2 separate regions of the Homo sapiens genome follow, and region 2 is linked to region 1. The links are chromatin loops, found by intact Hi-C in ENCODE. Cell type or tissue: natural killer cell. All regions are shown on one strand. Each heading gives the region's core, and the rest is flanking DNA. Links, peaks and the distances in the headings are about the cores only. Region 1 overlaps PRSS2 (serine protease 2). Region 2 has its middle 19 kb from the start of EPHB6.

Region 1 (2,914 bases), core at 188-2,687:
GCAACCCTTCTCACTGGGGTGACTCACTTTCCTGTGTAAAGAGTCTTAGTGGCCAAGATGGGAGGTGGAAGCAGCCATCTGGAAGGCCATTGGGATCCTTATGTCTGTGTCTTGGCTTGAGGTGACCAGCTGGGCTTTGATAGGAATGATCTGAATGGAGACAGAAAACACTGGAAACTAACACTCCCCATCTAGCCCAGCCCAGCCCTGTTTATATGAAGCGTTTGGTTCTTCCCTTGACTCTTGAGTAATGATGATATTCAGATGAGGCATTGACATTGTGGTAAGAAAGGGAAAAAATGTATCTGTCTTGTCTGTCTATCAACTGGATATATATCTCCCAAAGCAGACAAACCCAAGGCTGTAAGGTGAACTAGGGTCTGCATTTGGACTCCATAAAAACAAAATCCATGTTGAACAAAGTGATGTTTGTATGCAGTGACGTTTTGGGTGACCCATGTGTATCTGTCCATTGTGTGCAAGCCCTGAGCCCTGTTTTCCTCTGAAGATAGTGAGTGGTAGCCGTCTCCTCACACAAACCACATGTCTGGAGCACAGATGGCCCTCTCAAGGTAATTGATCTTACACATTTACTGTTTACCAAACAAGTGTCTGATGCATACTTGGGTGTATTCCACAGCATGTGTACTGTGGTCCCCTGTGTTTGCCAGGAATGCTGTGCTGCATGTAGAGGTTTTACTCTACTCATCCCTGCAATTTGCACGCTGCTCCATGGACACTTGGAGGCCTGTGCTCTGTTCCCTGTAACTGGAAATGTGCTCTGAACTTGTCTGTCTCCCTTGGCTGCTCCTGGCCCTTAGCGCCAGCTCCCAGGGATGTCCACAACCACTTGGGACAGAAGGTGAAGGTGGAATTTCAAAGAGAAGCTTGCTTGGATCTTGGGTGACAAGCTTGGATGAGCTACGGCCCCAACTTAGGCCCTCTCAGAATTGCCAGAAGGAGGCTTTGGCAGGTGCCGCAAGTGCCATGAAGCCTGCCTCCCTCTGCTGTGTCCAGTGGGTGCAAGCCAGTCAATGTGTGGTCAGAGTGGCTGGTTGTGTCACAGTCCTCAGATCTTTCCTTCCACCTTTTTTAAAGAATCCCAAATAACTCACTTGAAGTGTCTCAAAGTCAAGCAAGTTTTATGAAAATGAATCCTTTCTCAGTTAATTGATCAAATGGGTGAATCCTGACCCTCTGTAGTTTCTTTCCCTGGTCAGAGTGAGGAGCTGGTGTTAGCTGTGGGATTCACTGTGGCATCCTACCCCAAAGGCAAAGAAGATAAAAATGCAGCATGAAGAGCTGGGCTTGATTCCCAAGTCGCAGTCTGGCTCCCGCTGTGGTAGGTGGAACATCTCTCTAGCCTGCTCACAGAGATGGAACTAGGGAATTAAGGGAAGAGTCGGAGGGCCAGGAAGATTTATTTGAGTCTGATTTTCCAGGCGAATGAGAAGGGAGGGCTTGGTCGAGGGTTTGGTGCCGACACATTCCTGGGAGAGTCACGTCATCACCAGCAGCATTTGTAATTATTGTTGTATTTTAGCAAGAAGTTTCAGCTGGTCAAATATTTTGGGCCACCTCGAAGATGCTGACACATTTTCTGTACTGTGATTGTTCTGAAGGCAGAGTAGCTCTAACCACTCTGAGAAGCCCAAATAAAACAATAGCCCCTGCCGAAGACCACCTTTCTGAAACACACGTTTCTCTAGAAAACAGTGCCCCCCTTTCTCCCAAGCTTCTTATTTTTGGATTCCACCTCTTTGTATGTGTTAATCTAGTGTACCATGGAACACATTTGGGAGCTGGAGGCTCTTCTTATGTTTAAGGGGGAGAGCCCTGTCTGACCTGAGGTTGGAGGATGCTTTCCAATGTGAAGGAGTGTGAAGGAGGAGGCACAGACACAGACAGTGAGAGCAGGGTCACTTTATTGGTATAGAGACTGCAGAGGGACCAGGGGCTTTAGCTGTTGGCAGCTATGGTGTCCTTAATCCAGTCCACATAGTTGTAGACCTTGGTGTAGACTCCAGGCCTGTTCTTCTGGGCACAGCCATAGCCCCAGGAGACAATTCCTTGGAGCTCTCCATTGGAGACCACAGGGCCACCAGAATCACCCTGGGGGGAAGAAGGGACAAGTTGTATGAAGAGAGAGATGGAGGAGGAATACACCTACATTTGCTCTGAACCTTAAAAGAGCCCTTTCCAGCCAGCTCTGTGGCTCCACGTCCTTCTCACGGTGGCCCATTCTCTGTTCTTCCTAAGCAGACAGGATGCAGCCCAAAGGAGTCTTCCTCACTTCTCCATGGGGCACTGCAGGGAGCCTCCTCAGCCCCGCCACCTTGGGAGTTCAAATCATTTTCCCTGGTGGGGCCTGGTTATCAGTGGGAGCCTCAGCATGGGAAGGGGTCAAATCACCTGGCAGGAATCCTTGCCTCCCTCGAGGAAGCCCACACAGAACATGTTGTTGGTAATCTTTCCAGGGTAGGAGGCTTCACACTCAGCCTGGCTCAGCACAGGAGCATCCAGGCACTGCAGCTCGTCTGGGTAGTCGGCTGTGAGGATCAGGAAGAGAACAAAGAAAGAAATGTGGGTTAGGCCAGAGAAAGAGACAATAGTCTAGGATGGAACATTGAAGAGGAACACTGCCCCTGGAGAGGACTCCAAAACATAAGTCCTGGCAAGGGACTCTGGCTTTTAGTTCCCAGAATGATCATTGTTGAACCTCTCCCACGAAGTGATCATAGCAAGTTCTCCATTTGTCCTGTCTTTTGATTTTAGGAGCCACATCCTTGAGAATTTGCATCTCTCTGGTGCCCAGTGCAGAGCCTGTGTGTAATGGGCACTAGAAATGTGTCTTAAGCCTGGAGGCGAGAGGATTTAAGTTAAGGGGCATGGTTTGTTCTGGAAATTGTGGGAT
Region 2 (2,914 bases), core at 237-2,736, 61 kb before region 1:
TCTACAGAAATACACACCCTACTGTCTCACAGGCCATCAGCAGTAGGCATTAGCATTTTAAAAAATCATTAACAATTTATTTATATACCAGTAGCACTTACTAACTGGGTGCCCTGGTTGACTCAACTGTAAAACATGGTCTAAGTCTTGGGCTGTTGTAAAGATTAAACATATACTTCATACATGCCTATCATAAACTAAATATACAGTACATTTTATTTTTAAAATGATAAATTATTTTTAAAATGAACCACCTGCCTGTATCTCAGGTTGGTTGGGAGGATTATATTAGATAATATATGTAAAAATACACAGAAGTGGCATATAAGTAGAATATAATTGTTAAGTATTATTATCCTTTCTCCCAATAAAGGCCTCTTAAATGCGAGAGTAACCTAAATCCCAAGACTCTGGCTAGGACACAGTGACAGCAAGCAAATCATGTGGACAGCATCTAAGCTTCGGGGCAGGTGGTCTGATTGACCCATTACTGAAGATCAAAGAGAACAACAAAGGATTGACCTCAGGGAATTTACTTCTCCTTGGCCAAGCATTCAGATTTCCTTTTCATTACAGATTCAGCTGAGCATCTGCGTGTAAGCAATTTATCCATAAGACTGCTGTCCTCTCTTTCCTGTACACCATCACTGTGGCTAAGTGATTTTCTACTCACCCCCCACTCCCACTGTGTCTATATATGAATATGACAAAGGTACACAGAGGCCAGATTTCTGGTCTACTCAAGAGCTCTGAGGATTTTTATCTCAAGCTGGCAGGGAGGAAGGACAGAGCTTTGAAAAGAATAAAGTGAGCAGAAGTAGGGTGATATTGTGGGTAAAGGGATAATCTTGGATATGGAAAGGTGAAAGTAAAATTAAAAAATTAGGTCCAGAAATTGGAGGAAAATGGAGAACTTGGGTTGAATAAGTGGATTGATTCAGCTGTGCCTCCATTTTGACCTTTTCTGTGACCTCAAGATCTTTGGGATAAAATATTGACTACATGGATAATTTTATATTAAAAGCCTTATTTTTTTCCTCCTTTCTTCTTTCTTCCTCTGATTTTTGTGTCCTGAAGTCCACCCTAGCCAGTTAAATGAAGCCATAGTTTTCCATTGACGTCCAGTCTAAAATTCATTTGATTAGGAATATGTTTCACTAGACTCACTCCAGCTGTCCTTGTGTCTTACTTAGTTTCCTACATCTGTGACCCAGAATAAACTCTGAACATCCTCCATGTATTGCTTTATGAAGTAAATGAGTCAAGCACTTGTTCAAAACAATGATATTCTTTCTGAGTTTATGTCAGTTAGGTTATAATTTTTCTGCTAGGAAGAGATGTTAAATAACTGTAGCTCAAACAACCTCCCCCTAAAAAAGTTTTCTTTGTTTTGTTTTGTTTTGTTTTGTTTTGTTTTGTTTTTTCTCATGAAAGAAGCCCAGAGTGAGGCAGTCTTGAGCCATTACGAAGGCTGCAGGGCAGTTTTGGCAAGGTGGAAGTTTATTTTCCGTTCACATAAAAGCCTGAGTGTAAGTACTTCAAGTAGCTGCAGCAGCTACATCAAAATCTAGGACCCAGAACAATGGTCTGCTTTGCTCCCCTTGAAGTACTAATAGTAGCCCAAGGTTGAGTGCAAGCTATCCCTCTAAGATACCAGAAAGCGGAATAGAGGAAGGGAAAAAGAATGGACACACAGTACTAAAAGATTCTTTTTAGGACTCTTAGTGAAAGTTGCACACAACACTGAACCTTACATTCCTTCATCAGAACTAAGTCAATGACTGCACCTGAATATAAGCAAATCTGAAAAAAAGTTTTATCATTTTTTTATCCCGAATGTCCCTCTCCAAGCTAAATTTAATTTTGGTTTATTAGAGCAGAAATTGGAGAACAGATACTGGAGGGACAAATAGCAGGTTTTTGCCACGGCAGAATATTTTACTTGGTAGATAGCGTAAAAAGTAAATTGAGGATATGATAAAGTCAACTGTTTTAAGAAAAGCAGAACTTTATTCCAGGGGAAAAAAATCAAATTATAAAAGAGAGTAACTGTAATTATATCTGTATGACCTTGTGCTGAACAGTTATTTATGAAGTCCTAATAATGTAAACACAATTTGTTTCAACTTTTAGAATCAACTTATAGACAAGGCATGAAAATACTTGATTATGCTACTTAATAGAATGTAAATATTATCAGCCTTGACAATGTGAAAGTAAAAGTGCAGATGACAAATGTATTGCATGGAAGGAAATAAAAGAAACAAAGGAAAGTTTGAGGATACCAATATCATCATATTGTGAAGTGAAGAGTCAAGAGATACTATGGATTTTTAAAGGATCAAAGAATAAAGATGTAAGGATATATGAAGTGTGAATATTGCTTAGAGGTACACAGCCAATTAAGAGTGAATCTGATGAATAGTGATATAATTATGTGGGAGCATTGAGGCTTAGTTAGAAGGGATAAGTAAACGAAATAATTATCTATTATGGCTATCCCAACAAACTCTGTCCCCCTTCCCAGGGGAGGTGACACCCCATTGTTCAATATGGGAGTGAAGAGGATAGTTCTGTGGATTGGTGATGGCTTTATTTAACTGGCTAGGGTGAACTGCAGGACATGAAAATCAGAGGGAGAAAGAAGAGAAGAGGAAAAAGAATAAGGCTCTTAATATAAAATCTTCCTTGTAGTCAATATTTTATCCCAAAGATCTTAAGGTCACACAAAAGGTCAAAGCAGGGGCACATCTGGAAAATCAATCCACTTATTCAACTCAAGTTCTCCATTATTCTATAATTTTTGGGCCTAATTTTTAAATTTTACATTCATCCTCTTAGATAGTTAAGAGGATGTCATTGTGATCTAATTAGATAATATAAAAGGTGTACTATAGAGGTATAGATAAACAGA

Evidence for each region. Hi-C counts contacts between places; a loop is a spot of excess contacts. Peaks named below come from ENCODE experiments on the same cell type or tissue, not always from the same donor. Only the 100,000 strongest peaks of a DNase experiment are listed, where the experiment ranks them.
Region 2: a loop joins it to region 1, with 4 times the contacts of the local background. A loop is called at or near these places in 3 of 110 quality-filtered maps.

Annotation. Positions count from the first base shown.
Region 1 is chr7:142,773,554-142,776,467 of GRCh38, reverse strand. PRSS2 (serine protease 2) reads right to left here. Exons shown (of 5, transcript NM_002770.4): 4 at 2,413-2,549; 5 at 1,908-2,112. The coding sequence ends at 1,960. It also overlaps TRB. Among named protein-coding and RNA genes, the nearest start is that of PRSS2, 4.0 kb to the right of the region's middle. In natural killer cell, for the core only: no CTCF peak of the experiment used is centred there; no DNase peak of the experiment used is centred there.
Region 2 is chr7:142,834,243-142,837,156 of GRCh38, reverse strand. No RefSeq gene overlaps it. Among named protein-coding and RNA genes, the nearest start is that of EPHB6, 19 kb to the left of the region's middle. In natural killer cell, for the core only: no CTCF peak of the experiment used is centred there; a DNase peak (open chromatin) is centred at 1,476.